Linked DNA regions of Homo sapiens: region 2 is linked to region 1. A link is an interaction called in ENCODE POLR2A ChIA-PET data of the cell type or tissue named here. Cell type or tissue: PC-3. All regions are shown on one strand.

Evidence for each region. Peaks named below come from ENCODE experiments on the same cell type or tissue, not always from the same donor. Only the 100,000 strongest peaks of a DNase experiment are listed, where the experiment ranks them.
Region 2: POLR2A ChIA-PET joins it to region 1 with 12 read pairs; 2 of 35 experiments call an interaction of 5 or more read pairs at or near these places.

The regions. Positions count from the first base shown.
Region 1 is chr13:98,169,694-98,177,693 of GRCh38, reverse strand. All of the region lies in intron 1 of FARP1 (FERM, ARH/RhoGEF and pleckstrin domain protein 1), which reads right to left. RNF113B (ring finger protein 113B) reads left to right here and starts at 425. Exons shown (of 2, transcript NM_178861.5): 1 at 425-1,412; 2 at 1,518-1,909. The coding sequence starts at 458. The coding sequence ends at 1,531. RefSeq lists a silencer at 3,885-4,179. In PC-3, no CTCF peak of the experiment used is centred here; no DNase peak of the experiment used is centred here; H3K27ac peaks cover 394 bases.
Region 2 is chr13:99,464,326-99,472,325 of GRCh38, reverse strand. No RefSeq gene overlaps it. Among named protein-coding and RNA genes, the nearest start is that of LINC01232, 31 kb to the left of the region's middle. In PC-3, no CTCF peak of the experiment used is centred here; a DNase peak (open chromatin) is centred at 4,345; H3K4me3 peaks cover 287 bases; H3K27ac peaks cover 2,584 bases.

The DNA.
Region 1 (8,000 bases):
GGAAGGGCGGGAGAAGCCTTTTTTTTTGGTTTTTTTTTTTTTAATTTGAGACAGGGTCTCGCTCTGTCACCCAGGCTAGAGTACAGTGGCGTGATCTCGGCTCACTACAACCTCTGCCTCCTGGGTTCAAGCGATTCTTCTGCCTCAGCCTCCCTAGTAGCTGGGACTTCAGGCGCACGCCACCACACCCAGGTAATTTTTGTATTTTTAGTAAGGATGGAGTTTCGCTATGTTGGCCAGGCTGGTCTTAAACTGCTGACCTCGGGTGATTCTCCCACCTCGGCCTCCCAGTGTCCCGGGATTACAAGAGTGAGTCACCGCGCCTGGCCTAGCAGAAGCTTTTCTTTCACTTGCTTTTGCTTTTTAGAACTGGGAGGGCCCACGCCCCACGTGCAGCGACGCAAGGGCGACGCAAGGGTGACGCACGCCACGGCCGTTGGGAGCCTGAGACTCAAACATGGCAGCGCCACCTTCTCCAGGAAGGACGGCCGACCAAGCAGACCAGGTATGCACCTTCCTCTTCAAAAAGCCTGGACGGAAAGGGGCTGCAGGCCTCAGAAAGCGCCCGGCCTGCGACCCCGAGCACGGAGAGAGCAGCAGCAGCGGGGACGAGGGCGACACAGTGGCTCAGCCCCCGCGGGTGGCACCGAGGCCCCGGGGCCTCCACAGCTGGCAGAAGGCGGCTCACGGCGACAGGAGGGGCGAGGAGGCGGCGCCTGAGAGCCTCGACGTGGTGTACAGGTCCACCCGCTCGGCGAAGCCTGTGGGGCCAGAGGACATGGGGGCCACCGCTGACTTCGAGCAGGACACCGAGAAGGAGCACCATACGCCGACCATCCTCAAGTGCAGCCAGCGGGTCCAGGAGGCACTGCGGGGTCGGGAGCACGACCACATCTACCGGGGAATCCACAGCTACCTGAGGTACCTGAAGCCCAAGGACACGTCCATGGGCAACTCCTCCTCGGGGATGGCGAGGAAGGGCCCCATACGTGCGCCAGGGCATCTGCGCGCCACTGTGCGCTGGGATTACCAGCCTGACATCTGCAAGGACTACAAGGAGACTGGCTTCTGTGGCTTCGGGGACAGCTGCAAATTCCTCCACGACCGTTCCGATTACAAGCTCGGGTGGGAGATTGAACGGGAGCTTGAAGAGGGTCGCTACTGTATCTGCGAGGACGAAAACCATGAAGTGGGAAGCGAGGAAGAGGAAATACCATTCAGGTGTTTCATATGTCGCCAGGCCTTCCAAAACCCAGTCGTCACCAAGTGCAGGCATTATTTCTGCGAGAGCTGCGCGCTGGAGCACTTCCGGGCCACCCCGCGCTGCTACATCTGTGACCAGCCAACCGGCGGCATCTTTAACCCCGCCAAAGAACTGATGGCGAAACTGCAAAAGCTTCAGGCTGCAGAAGGTGGGGGCAAGTCCCATTTCACAGAAGACCCCCATGAGTGTCCAATTCCCATGGCTTAGGTTTCCCATAATTCTCACATTTAAATAAATTTTTTTGTTCTTTTAGGAAAAAAGAGATAAGAAAGACTCAAGTCTGTATGTACACTGGGGAGAAGCAGCCTGTTGAGTAAGATGAGAGAGATGACAGTCTTCCTGCAATCCCATGCCTGAGTATGTAACCAAAAGAATTGAAATCCGGATCTCAAAGAGGTATGTGCACTCCCATGTTCACTGCAGAATTATTTGCAAAAGCCAAGAGGTGTAAACAACCCAAGTGTCCATGGATGGATGAATGGACAAACAAAATGCGATACACACACACAATGGAATGCTATTAAGCCTTAACGGGAAGGAAATCCTTTTAAAGATTTAAACTGATCCTTTTAAGGATCACATGCTACAACTAGAATGAACCTTGAAGACGACACTGCTAAGTGAAATAAACTAGTCACAAAATGACCAATACGCTGTATGATTTTTCACTAATATAAGGTATCTAGAGTTGTCAAAATTACATAAAAAGTCGAATGGTGGTTGTCAGGGGTTAGGAAGAGCGGGAGTGGGGAGCTGTTGTTTAATGGGTACAGAGCTTGAGTTTTGCTAAATGAAAAAGTTATAAAGCTCTGTTACACATCAATATATATATACCTAATATGAGTGAACACTTAAAAATGGTTAAGGGTACATTTTATGTTTTGTACTATAATTAATTTTTTTTTTCAAAAAAGCTAAAAAGAGATATCAGAAAAGGAAGAAATGATGGAACCAAGACCGGGAGGGAGTGGAGAGGATGGGGTTCAAGAGTTACCAAAACAGCAAATAAAGGATATCAGTTAAGAACCAAGGAGGGGAGGAGTTGACAGAAGAATATCCACGCTGAAGTTTGGATTTGATTTTGTTTGGCTGATGTTAACATCCTCTCCCTTAAAATGGCAATGTATTCCTCTCCCAAGACAAACACCAACAGATCCACGCTGAGTTCCTCACAGCTGATGAGTTCCTTACAAGGAACTGACACAGATTATGTAAATTTTCATAAGAGCCTATCTCATATATCAACTTTGGCTGTGAATTCCTTGAAGACTGAAACCATGTCTCACATACTTCCTGTTTTTTAATGGCCAACAGGTAGCTCAATAAAAAGTCAGTTAGTGAAAAGTCAGTCAAACCAAGCTACCTAGCAGTCGGCTATGCAAGCAACTGCGGCAGAGCGAACTTCGGCAAAACTTTCCACGTGATTTTGACCTTGAACCACACCCATCGACCCACCCACCACCATGGCCAGGTTGCAGACAAAAGCAGAGCCGTGGTTGAGGGCACAGACCCAGGAGCGAGATAGGATTCAAGTCATGGTTCTACCAGTTACAGCTGCGTGACCTTGGGTATGTTACTTTACCTCTCTGTGCCTCAGTTTCCTCATACATAGTAGTATCTCACAGGGTTGTTTTGAAGCAAAAATTAACATATTTAGAACAGTGCCTGACATACAGTATGTGCTATCAACATATCGATTATTGTAATTCAAGCAGGGAAAATGGCAGCTTGATAGTCGACAAGGCAGACAGTTCAAGTGCCCCATAAAAGTGAGCCATTTATTCTGGCATTTCACATAGAGCTTTCTCTAAGAATTGTCCTTGCCAAAGCTAACAACACAAAGCTTGTGTACAATGACTTACTGGGCCCTACCCCTAAGTCCGTCCGTTTTTGTCAGTTCTGTCAAAGGGCTATTTTATTCACTTTCAAGCCTTCCAAAAACATTTGGAATCTGCACAAAAGAAGAAATATGAAACTTTCAGGCACTCCGAAGCAGAAACTCTAAGCTCTGGCTCCAGGATTTTTCTCCCAAGGCTCACTCGAGTTTCTTTACAATGCTTCATGTATGTCCCTTCCTAGACACTGGACTCAGCTACGCTCGTGAACCTTGTCAACAAGTGCTCCAAGTCACCAACCTTTTGAAAACATTCCAAATATGCACTAAGATATATAGTTCTTATTCCATTTTTAAAATGACAGAATAAGGTTCATAATCAATCATTTGCAAAATTAAGCAGAAAGGCGATCACTAGTAAGCGTTGCCGAATTTGGCAATTTGGTTTACTAACATAGAGTGGGTAAACAAAATCTGCTAGCATTTTGGCCGATTTCCTTCCAGTCTTTTTTCTGTGTATTTTTCATATTAATGTATGAAATAAACATTCTGGAGTTGGAAGGAAGAAGCAAGCAGGACTGCAGGGAGTGCACACATTCCTTGGGAGCTGAGTCCTTCCCATCACCACGCTCTAAGGTCACAACGCTGGAGCGACCCCTCAGACTTTTGCTGAAACAGCTCAGAACAGGGATGAGGACAGTCCCCCATCAGCACTGCACCACCTTACACAGCACCCTGCTGGGGAAGTGAAGAGCAGTGTGGGGCCAGCTGGCTTTCAAAGTTAGCACCGTGGTTACCGGCACTTTATCCTGTCTGGACCAGGTCCCACCACATCACACCCCAACCCCTATCTTTCCGGTCAAAAGAACACATCAGCCAGGCTGCAGTTAAGCAACAACTGACTTGACCTTTTTTCTGTTCACTGAAGGCACACGTAATGGTCAATAAGTCCTTCGGAATCAACATGAGCAACATGAGAAAAATCTGGCAAAACCAAACAATGCTTTGATGTTTTCATTAATTTGCATGGACTTATGGAGGCAGCTCCATTCCCTCTCCCCATGACTGCCAGTTTCTGGTTAGGCCTTCTGAAATCCTGAAAATGCCTCACAGGCCTGCATTCCAAGGTCACAAACCCCTAGGATTCCAAAGACTCCAGGAGAGGCAAAAACCTAGAGCACATGAAAATCAAAACCTGAAAACACTGTACCCAGATTGATTAATATCCTGAAATACACAAAATTCCTTCTAAGGAGTTTTTATAAGTACCACCTAAAATTGAAGAAAACAGGGACATTTTGCTGTTGACTTTTTCTGTGTGCCAACTGCCCATAAAAATTCCTCTCCTGTTTTGCAAGGACAGAACTCTCAAGAACAAATGACCTAATTAAACCTGAGATTTCCTGGCTGAGAGCTATGTATAAAGCTGAAATGCACTGAAATGATGCTGAATTTGAAAAGAGCTCTATGCCAAACTGATTCGGTTTGCCTTTTTTATTCTACATACCCAGTGCTGGAGCTAAAAAACACGAGATTGATAGATATCCTTAACTACTATTATTTATGAAGCAACCAGAATGCGTATTTCCCCACTTATCTACTGCACATTTTTCAAAATGTGATTATACCACACTACAAATGCATCTTTTTGGCACATTTCATTGGTCTGCCTTTGCTACTGGGTTGTTGCCAGTGCAGTACAATAACGTGGATCTGCTGTCTCTCATCCTAGCTTTCAGAAACGTGTAAAGTTATCTCATACTCTCCTTGGGCTCTAGACTCCCACCCCCACTGATTTGCACAGATGTTCAAGGAGAAAGAATTCTTTCTTCCTTTAAACGAATGTCAAGGGCCTGGCAAAATCCTGTACTAAGAAATGCAGAAGTCAGCACTCTTGAAAAGCTGGTTATTAGCTCACTTCCTTCTCTCTCCAGCTTCTCCACTTCCAAAAAATAAATATGAAAACTATAACACTTGCCCAAGGTCTAAAAGAAACCAGGAAGCGGGCAGGTTAAGGGCTAACAGGTAACTTTTCTCTGCTTCTGTCTGTTGAATGTTAAGGAACTGTTCGTTTCATAGCCGAGCATTTTAAGGGTGCTATGCTAGAGGCAGCTCTGTGATTTTCATTCTTTGGCTACAACCCCTGGGGAGGTGAGGTCATGAGGAAATTCCAAGGGGGTCAAGGAGACCAGAAACCTAGCTGGTCACATAACTGCTCAGTGGCACTGCCGGAGACCAGCCCCAGCCCCCGTGCCAACCCCCATGACGCCCTATTTTCAGAGCCTTGCTGATCCTGCCAGTTTCTCCTGCCTTCCAAGCACTCTGGGCCGACAGCCACCGAGACATCCCTGAGCAGCAGAAATGAAATCAGTCACCACACCCTGGTGTCCGCAGGACTCCCACTGAGAAAAGTCTCATTCACGGCTAATCAGAACTAGAATTCTCATACTTTTCCCCACCCCGCCCAACAAACAGCAGAGCACAGATAAAGAACGGCCGGATTTCCATGGCCCTGCATTATCGGTGACATCTTCTCTTTGTTACCATCCAGAAGAGAACTGCTGCACTGACAGGAGGCAGGCAGACACCCCCAGAGCGCCACAACACCTGCAGCCAGAGACCTAATGCAAAACAAAACCAAACCTCAGGCTGAATGTGATTTTCTGTGTGATAGGGAAGAAAATGAGATAGAGAAATGTGACCGAGCGCGTGTGCAGATACGTTCAGGGGCACAAGTCTGAATGGTCAACTCAAAAATGTCATTCACACTCTCAGACGAGTTCAGAGGCTACCTCATTGGTGGGGAGGAGGACTTTAAGCAAATCATATAAATTAGACTAATCTGTGAATATCTGACTGAATCTGCACCCTTAGAAAATAAAAATTTTGCATATTTTTTAACAATGTAGCTCTGGTATGATTACTGCTATTACAGTAAATTTTTAAATCATGTTATGTTATACCTTGGTAAAATAAAATGGACTTCCAGTTGAACATGGCAGATTAACCACATGCCTGTATCAACACCAAAAATCCTACAAAAATGCCAGTAAATATACTTTAAGAGGACTATAGCAGCAGGAACAAGAGCAGATAAAACATTCTACTGACTTTTGGGTGACAGAAAGCAAGAGAGAGGTCTGTGATGATTTGTATCATAAGTGATGCTCAGAGAATTCCAACAAAATAGTCCAAAGCCCAGGAGGCTCATGCTGAATGGGAGGGGGAAGGGCGTGGGAAACAAGAGGGTGTAAGTCACTATACGAAGAGGCTAGACCTTTGCACCCAGGGACCCTCTCCCACCTACCCAAACCCCAAAGAAGTTTATTACCCAAGGACATTGAACCAGGAAAATTAGAAACTCACATACGCCAGGCACAATGACGAAGAGGGTGTGTGTAATTCAGGGCTGAAAATGAGGCACGAGGTGTTGGGAATTGAGGAAGAATCAGTCTACTTACTGTACCAGGAAACCTCCACAGTCCCCTTCTTCCATCCTGCTTCCAGAATAGCTTATCCAGGTTTATTCCAGGCAGGGCTGGTAGAATTATTCTCAGGACCATCTCAATGAGCACATATACTGATATTTGAGGATTTCCTTTGACAAAAATGACCAGTTGCTGCTTCATCATTTTAAAGAAAAATCAACAATTGACAAGCCCCATCCATGTGCACAAAAATTCCAACCTGATTTTAAGTGCCTTGGATCAGCCAAAGATCAGTACGCATTCAAGAAAAGCCTGCAAAATGAAAGTCACATCCAAAACAAAGAAGAGGAAAAAAACCTTCTAAAAACATGTAGATGGCCGGGCGCGGTGGCTCACACCTGTAATTCCAGCACTTTGGGAGGCCGAGGTGGGCAGATCACTTGAGATCAGGAGTTCGAGACCAGCCTGACCAACATGGTAAAACCCTGTCTCTACTAAAAATACAATGATTAGACCAGGTGCGGTGGCTCACACCTGTAATCCCAGCATTTTGGGAGGCTGAGGTGGGCAGATCACAAGGTCAGGAGATAGAGACCATCCTGGCTAACACGGTGAAACCCCATCTCTACTAAAAATACAAAAAATTAGCCGGGCGTGGTGGCACACACCTGTAGTCCCAGCTACTCAGGAGGTCGAGGCAGGAGAATTGCTTGAACCCGGGAGGTGGAGGCTGCAGTGAGCCGAGATCGCGCCATTGCACTCCAGCCTGGGTGACAGAGCAAGACTCTGTCTCAACAAATAAACAAACAAACAAAAATTAGCCAGGCATGGTGGCGCATGCCTGTAATCCTAGCTGCTTGGGAGGCTGAGGTGGGAAGATTGCTTGAACACGGGAGGCAGAGGTTGCAATGATCTGAGATCGCGCCACTGCACTCCAGCCTGGGTGACAGAGTAAGACTCTGTATCAAAAACAAAAAAAATGCAGACATTCTAGGGAGCAGAAGAAAATGTTTTAAAATCTAGACTATTCCCCAAGAGAATAAGAATCTCTTCCAAAATACAAGAAGAGTTGCTATGGAAAAAAGGCCAATAGCTCCCCAAAATTGATAATATGGATAATTGAAAGTTTTATTTCTATATTAGTTTATAAAGATTAATTTGAAGAGATCTCATAGAAAGTAAGGCAAAACATAACTACATGGAAAATTTTAAAGGTAGGAAAGTAGAGAATCTTCCTAAAGCCCTAATAATCAAATAATATGAAGTTTTTTTAGAAGAATTTTTTTTTGAAAACTTAGGAAATATCTCAGACTGATGGACAATGGTCTCCAGACTAAATGGAGAAAGCAAAATACCCAGCATAATTTTAAAAGGATCTACACCGAAGTACATGACAGAAGTTGTGACACTTTAAAATCTTAAGATTCTAAAATGTTCCAGGGAGAAAAAGAAAAAATTAAATCATATCCAAAAT
Region 2 (8,000 bases), 1.3 Mb before region 1:
ACTTCCTTAGCTGTGGAAGTCTTGAGGGTTACACAGCACCCAAAGAAGGAACTGGGGTTTTATTGGCACTGAATAGGGAAGGGAGCTTGGTAGTGGAGAGGACCTTGGAGAAGTGGTGCAATGGGAGTCGATTTCTGGAGAGACTCAAATAGTCCTCAGATGGGACTGTCTGTTCTTCCTGCTGAGTGAATGTGAAAAGGAAGAATACCCAGAAATAAAGGGAAGAGAAAAAAGAGCACTAGGCAAAGGAGAAGAGAGGAGATTGGGAGGGCGCCTGTGGAGGGCAGTTTATGAAGACAGGAAATCAAGCAGCTGGCCACGGTAGGGGACAGACTCAGAACCATCCCCACCATAGGAGGGTGGAGATTTCACATAAAGGAGCTTCAGGGGCTGTATAAGGCCTTAGAGAAAGAGCATCACTCAAGCTGTGTGCCAGCTCAAAGGAAGATAGTGGCTTTTCCCTCCTTCCTTCCCTCCCTTCCTTCCTTCCTTCCTTCCTTCCTTCCTTCCTTCCTTCCCTCTCCTCCCTCCCTTCCTTCCTTCCCTCTCCTCCCTCCCTTCCTTCCTTCTTTCCTTCCTTCCTTTCTTATTTCCCCTTCCTTCCTTTCTTCCTTCCTTCCATCTCCTTCCTTCCTTCCATTCTCCTTCCTTCACTTCCTCCTTCTTCCTTCTCTTCTTCCTACCTTCCTTCCCTTCTTTCTTCCTTTCTCTTTCCTTCTCTTCCTTCCTCCCTCTTCCTTCCCTCTTTCCTGTATTTTTTCCTTCCTTCCTACTCTCCTTCCTTCCTTCTCTCCTTCCTTCTTTCCTTTTTTTGGAGAATCCAGAATGAGGACGTTTCAAAGAGGCCATGCCAGATAATGCAATGATCTTTTATTAGGAAATTACAGTCAGTGATTCAGTGCAGGAAAATGAGTCACTATATTAGGCTAAAAGCAATAGAAATTCACAAAAGTAACAGGGATGAATGTTCTACCAGGAAGGGAACAAGTTACTAAAATAAAATGCCATTGTTCTTAAATATAACCCACTTCTAACTGTGCAAGATTTCCAACTGAGAAATTTGAACTCCCTGATGATGCCCTTAAATTCTACTATTGTTTTTATGCTGGGTACAATGTGACATATTTTAATAAAAAAAGTAATATAATATTTCATATGACCCTCTTTTGTATACATAATTGTATTTTCCCCCTTTATTAAAATTTAATATATATATATATATTTTTTTCTTGAGACGGAGTCTTGCTGTGTCGCTCAGACTGGAGTGCAGTGGCATTATCTCAGCTCACTGCAACCTCTGCCTCCTGGGTTCAAGCAATTCTCCTGCCTCAGCCTCCTGAGTAGCTGGGATTACAGGTGCGCACCACCACCATGCCCGGCTAATTTTTTGTATTTTTAGTAGAGACGAGGTTTCACCCTGTTAGTCAGGCTGTTCTCGAACTCCTGACCTCGTGATCCATCCACATCGGCCTCCCAAAGTGCTGGGATTACAAGCATGAGCCACCATGCCCAGCCCTAAAATTTAATATATTACTGTCCAAGACATTATTAAAATGACGTGCATACTCGGTGTCTCTCAGAAAATAAAGTTCCAAGAATGATGATGGGTCATTTGACATTTGAAGAAAAGCATCTGTTTTTGAGAAAATTTTCTTTCCTTAACACATTTATTCATTGAATTCACTCACTCTTTCAGGTGTTTTGCATAGTTCTCTCTGGTAATAAAGTGAAGGAAATTTACCTGAAGATCAAGACTGTTTCTTGGCCGGGCACGGTGGCTCACGCCTGTAACCCCAGCACTTGAGAGGCCAAGGCAGGCAGATCACTTAAGGTCAGGAGTTTGAGACCAGCCTGGCCAACATGGTGAAACCCCGTCTCTACTAAAAATACAAAAAAATTAGCCAGGCGTGGTAGCACGTGCCTGTAATCCCAGCTACATGGGAGGCTGAGGCAGGAGAATCGATTGAACCCAGGAGGCAGAGGTTGCAGTGAGCTGAGATCGCCCCAAAGCACACTCCAGCCTGGGCGACAGAGTGAGATGCTGTCTTAAAAAAAAAAAAAAAGGACTGTAAAGACTGTTTCTTGTAAGTTGCATTGTCATCATAAAGCTGGATAGGGACTCAGAGCCCCCAGTGGCATTGAGGACACAGAGCTTGAGAGAGAGAATTATATGGTGGGGGACATAAGAGAACAAGCCTAGTTCATAAAAATTACTTTCCTAGGATTCCCGATATTAACTCTTTCCAGCTCCCTGAAGAGAATTGTAAAGGTTTCCATTCTGTTGAATAGAAAACATGAACCGAGTGAGGTGCTCTGCTAGGGAGCTGTGGGAGATGCCAGGCCGGTAGTGTAGTTGTTGTCCTCTGGGAGTTTGCAATAAAATAGGGGAGAAGAAGGTTTTGGTCTGGTTTTTTTGAGACAGGATCTTGCTCTATTATCCGGGCTGGGGTGAAGTGACACCATCACAGCTCATTGTAGCCTTGACCTCCTGGGCTCAAGCAATCCTCCCAGTTCAGCCTCCCAAGTAGCTGGGACTACAAGTGCATGCCACTGTGCCCAGCGGGCTCTCACTATGTTGCCTAGTCTGGTCTTGAACTCCTGGCTTCAAGGGATCCTCCCACTTTGCCACCCCAAAGCACTGGGATTATAGGCTTATATGAGCCACCACACTCAGCCAAGAAAAGACTTTTGATCAAGACTCTCATTAGAGACAAGCAATGGAAGTGCAATAATTAGGGGCACAAACAAAGTACAACTGGTCAACTGCAAGATAAAGAAATATAGTCATTTGACCAGGTAGGTCTAGGAAGTCAGTGAGTAGGATGTTAGCAGGTCTCTGAAGGTGGTTAGAATGTTGACCGATGAGGTACTGAGAGAAAAAAGGGAAGAGATTCCTGTGCTGGATCAGGCACAGAAGATGAAGAATGCAGGGTGTAGAATGGCTTGTTTAATTGGCCTGGCCTTGGGAGCCAGATGGTGTGAAAGGGAGGGGCATGTAGTGAATGGTGATGCTGAGAAAACCAGCGGGAGGCAGATGCAGTGTCTTGAAGCCCTTTTGGATCTTAGTATTTATTGTAATGGAGCGCCACTGAAGGTTTTCAAGGAAAGAAATGACAGATTGATATGTGTTCTTTAGAAAGACAGCCCCTGGCAGGAGTGTCTAGAATAGACTGTTGCAACAGAGCCATGACTTGCACAATGCCAAGGAGACCATTCACAACTCCATGCAGTGCAATGTGAATGGTGCCTTTTGGAATTATGTGGTGGGCAGCCCCAGGGAGTGGAGATGTCAGAGACAGAGTGATAGAGGTAGCAAGTAGGGATCTTCGATTGCAAGCAACAGAAACCGACCCTAATTAACTTAAGGAGGAAAAAATACATTGGAAGGATGGGGGTCATTCAAAGAGTTAAAAGATAAGAAAATACTTAGAGGAATCAGAGCTACTTCATAGATCTAATGGAGAATCTCTTCAGGATATTGCCATGGGGACAAATTACTTTCCATCACTTCCAGTCTTTTTGACACTCTACTCAAGAGTCAAGTTCCAGGGAGAGAGGATGATTGATTTATTTAAGGTCATGTGCTCTCTCCTTGGCCAAGAGACTATAAGGGCATCTTGGCCGAGTGCTGTGGAGCCCCTGGGAACAGTTTTCAGGTGTGGTTTGGCCAATTTCTTTTTTTGTTTGTTTTTGCTTTGGCCAATTTCTGTGAGACAGCACTGCAAAGATACCATCTCAATACTTGGCACAAAGGAAGTCCTGAAAAAAGTGATATTTTCCCCCTTTTCCCTGCAGGGAATCTTTGCAAATGTACCCCTTTACTTGAGATAAAGCATTTTTATTTATTTGTTTATTTATTTATTTATTGGAGATGGAGTCTCCTTCTGTCGCCAGGCTGGAGTGCAGCGGCACGATCTCAGCTCACTGCAACCTCTGCCTCCCGGGTTCAAGCAATTGTCCTGCCTCAGCCTCCTGAGTAGCTGGGACTACAGGCGTGTGCCACCACGCCCAGCTAATTTTTGTGTTTTTAGTAGAGACGGGGTTTCACCATGTTGACCAGGATGGTTTCGATCTCTTGACCTCATGATCTGCCCACCTCGGCCTCCCAAAGTGCTGGGATTACAGGCGTGAGCCACCTCACCCACCCTGAAATAAAGCATTTTAAAACATGCTCAAAGATTGAAAAAAGCTCTATAAGGAAAAACATGTTTATCATATATATATATATGAGCGGTTGCTGTGGAGCTAGCTGAGTTCCCTCTGTTTGCAGTGACTAACTTTATTAAGGCATTAGCAAACCTTGTTCCAGGAAAGCCTTGCCTTTCGAATGAAAATATCCAGGATTGGGTGAACATAGCTTGAGTCGCCCTATTTGGGTAATGACTCAGATTAGATATCCAGCTCTCAGTAATGTTAGTGTTTGCTTGGGTTTATGAAATATTTTATTGATCTAGGCATTTTGCTTTTTTTTTTTATTCTCCACCTGTTTGTGGGTAGATTTTTATGACTGGTATCAAATTCCTTATTTTACACGTGGACCTATATTTCATGCTTGATATTTGATAAAGGAAATTGAGCTGTTCTTTCTATTGCTTTAAGAGCAGTAGATCCTGGGGGTGAATGCTGTTGTGTGACACATCAAGACCAGCAAAAGCACAAGAGAAATGAGCTTTGAAAAGAGAGGTAATTACCTAAAATTAGATAAAGCCAAAACTGTTCTGTTAGGTAAATCCTGCTGCTAAATTGCCTTTAGCAAGCTAAGCATGGGATAATATTATGTTCTACCAAAAAAAAAAAAAAAAATCTAAAACCTTAGCCACAGGAAAGTGTGCTGAATATCAAGTGTTTTCAAGCGTTCTCTTATTTTTCTTTATTACTTTCCTGACTTGAAAAAAGACATGGCAAAGTGTAGTGACAATTGATTTAGGGCATGGGAAAGGGTGACCCGATTTTTAAAAATGTTCTCATAAATCAACAAATTAGTCTCCTTGAGATCATGAAGTGATGTTTCTGAGAAATTAGTGGCCTCATTCTGGAACCTAGTGGACAGGCTGTGTTTTCAAAACTAACAGCTTGTTCTAGTTGCCTTGCTTTAGTTGAAGGCTTAGTACCTCTACCAAAAGCTTCAAAGTAACGCAGGCATTGAGCTTCCCCAAGAAAAGGGCAGTAAAACAAACAATGTAGAAGCAAAGAACCAGGTGTCTTGGCAACATTGTAATTATGGCTGCTTGTGACGTTCTACAGGGATTTCTTCTTCAGGACTATGAATTTGGCCCATCAGGAGAACTTTGGCTAGCTAATACCTGCTGGGGAAATGTATGGGATCAGATCTCTGATTTATGAGATCCCTTCCAAGTGGGATCTGATAAATTATTAAAATAATAATTTTGAAATCTGTAACAATTTGAGAAAATACTTATGTCATAATGTTCCATGAAAGAAGCAAGATTTAAAAAATAAACTTTTCCGTGATTACAACTGTGTAATAATTATGGATATGTACAAACAAAGTCTCTAAAACAATAGCTAAAAATGAAAAAGGCCAGGTGTGGTGGCTCACGCCTGTAATCCCAGCACTTTGGGAGGCTGAGGAGGGAAGATAGCTACAGCCTGTGTTCAAGACTAGCCTGTTCCCATCAGCAGTAGACTGGATAAAGAAAATGTGGTGCCTGTACACCATGGAATACTACACAGACATGAAAAAGAATGAGATCATGTCCTTTGCAGAAGCACAGACGGAGCTGGAGGCTATCATCCTATGCGAACTAACATAGGAGCAGAAAACCAAATGCCATATGTTCTCACTTATAAGGGGGAGCTAAAGAGTGAGTAGATACGGACACAAAGAAGGGAAAGACAGACACTCGGGCCTACTTGAGGGTGGAGGGTTGGGGGAGGGTGAGGATCAAAAAACTACCTATTGAGGGCCAGGCGCAGTGGCTCACGCCTGTAATCGCAGCACTTTGGGAGGCAGAGGCAGGCAGATCACCTGAGGTCAGGAGTTCAAGACCAGCTTGGCCAACATGATGAAACCCTGTCTCTACTAAAAATACAAAAATTAGCTGGGCATGGTGGCGCATGCCTGTAATCCCAGCTATTTGGGAGGTTGAGGTAGGAGAATCGCTTGAACCTGGGAGGTGGAGTTTTCAGTGAGCCGAGAATGCGCCACTGCACTCCAGCCTGGGCAACAGAGCAAGATTCCATCTCAAACAAACAAACAAACAAACAAACAAAAAACCAAAAAAAAAAACCAACAAACACACACAAACCCCAAAACCCTACCTATTGGGTACTAGGCTTATTTATTACTTGAGTGACAAAATAATCTGTACACCAAAACCCCATGACATGGAATTTACCTATATAACAAACTTGCACATGGACCCTTGAACCTAAAATAAAAGTTTTTTTAAAAAAAGACTAGCTTGAACAACATATAAAACAATTTAAAATTTTTTTTAAAAGAAAAACATTTAATTTCTGGGGAGATTTTAGAAAACGCTTAGTTGATTTTGCCTTAATTCTGTTGTAGTTGATGCAAAAAGCAAAAGAAAGGCAAGGTGACATTCAAAATATTTTGTATGCTGTATTCTACACTGTGGAGGCTGCTCTAATAAGCAGCTGTAGTAATTACAGAGGGCACCAGATGGTGGCATGTAAACACAGCTTAGAGAGCCAGGTGGGCACTGGGCTTTTCCCACTGGGGTTCCAGAGTGGCCTCTCCCCCTCCAAGGTCTGGGCCCAGTCTGTTTGGGGGAGTGTCAAATGCAGATGGGAGCTGTTGGAGGCCCAGAATGTTGCTGGAGAGGGGTAGACACCAGGGCAGCCCTTCAGAACGCCCTACCTCAGCCCAGAGCAATGGGTGTGTTGGAGGCACTTGATGTGTTCAGGCATCATCTCCAGGTTTTAACAAGTGGCACAGCTGTAACAACGCCAATGAGCTGATAGGAGCCCTGATTACCAACAGTCTTGAAAGAGAGGGCCTGAGAGAATGCTTGCAAAGTTCTTACTTAGTGTAATCCCAGCACATGGGAAAGACTCCATACACGCTGGCTGTTGTAATAGGATCACAGTCCTGCTTACACTTTTATTATTATCAATAGGCAAAAAGCACACACCCTAGAGATTTTTCGAGGTTCCTTGAGGAGAGGATGGATGTCAGGTGTGGCCATCAGCCCCAGCGCTGAGAAGGGCTTATACAGACAGAATCTTCAGGTGGTATGACGACTTAGCTTCCCTGGCCTTTCTCCCCACTTCTGCCCATCGGTCATTACCTACCTCAGGACCCTCTAGTCATTATCGTGGAGAGGGGGACAAAGGAGGAAAATGCAGGTAGTTGAACCTGAGAGATGGTGCCAAATTGTCTTTTAATAACAGTTTTTTCTTCGAAACAACACAGAAATGCATGTCTGCACACAACAGGGACAGGATCCAGGAATTAGGAAGCCCCAACAAGAGTGCCAGGGGCACCCCAGAAAACCAGACACAAGGCTATGGCTGACCTTCTAACCTTCTCACTTCGTAAAAACAGAAGAGAACAAGTTCCTTCCTCAACTTGATACGTTAGCGTTTCTTGTAAATACATTTCCTGTGTCTAGTTCATCTTACTTTATAAACACAGACATCTGCTTTCAGTTTTGTTAAGAATGTGCTAAGAAATTCAGTTGAAAAACGCAATAAAGGATCCACAGAGGTCTGTCCTCACAGAACGAATCAGTGTTCAAACTAGTTCTGGAGGGAGACATTCAACATAGAGATGCCACAGGGCTACAAGCCAGCATTCCTGCTCGCTGAAGAAAGGCAACACTCGACACCCATGACCATCGATCCCATCTATTGGGGTGGAGGGTGGGGAATGCCTTCCATTACAGACTCAGTGTGACCTGTCTTCCCCGTCCTCCCATGAGGAGTCAGAGCCTTGGGAAGATGCCTGCAGAGTCATCACCACTGCATCCTCATCATGACCTGTATCTGTAGATTTTTCTCCCTTCAAGTACTAT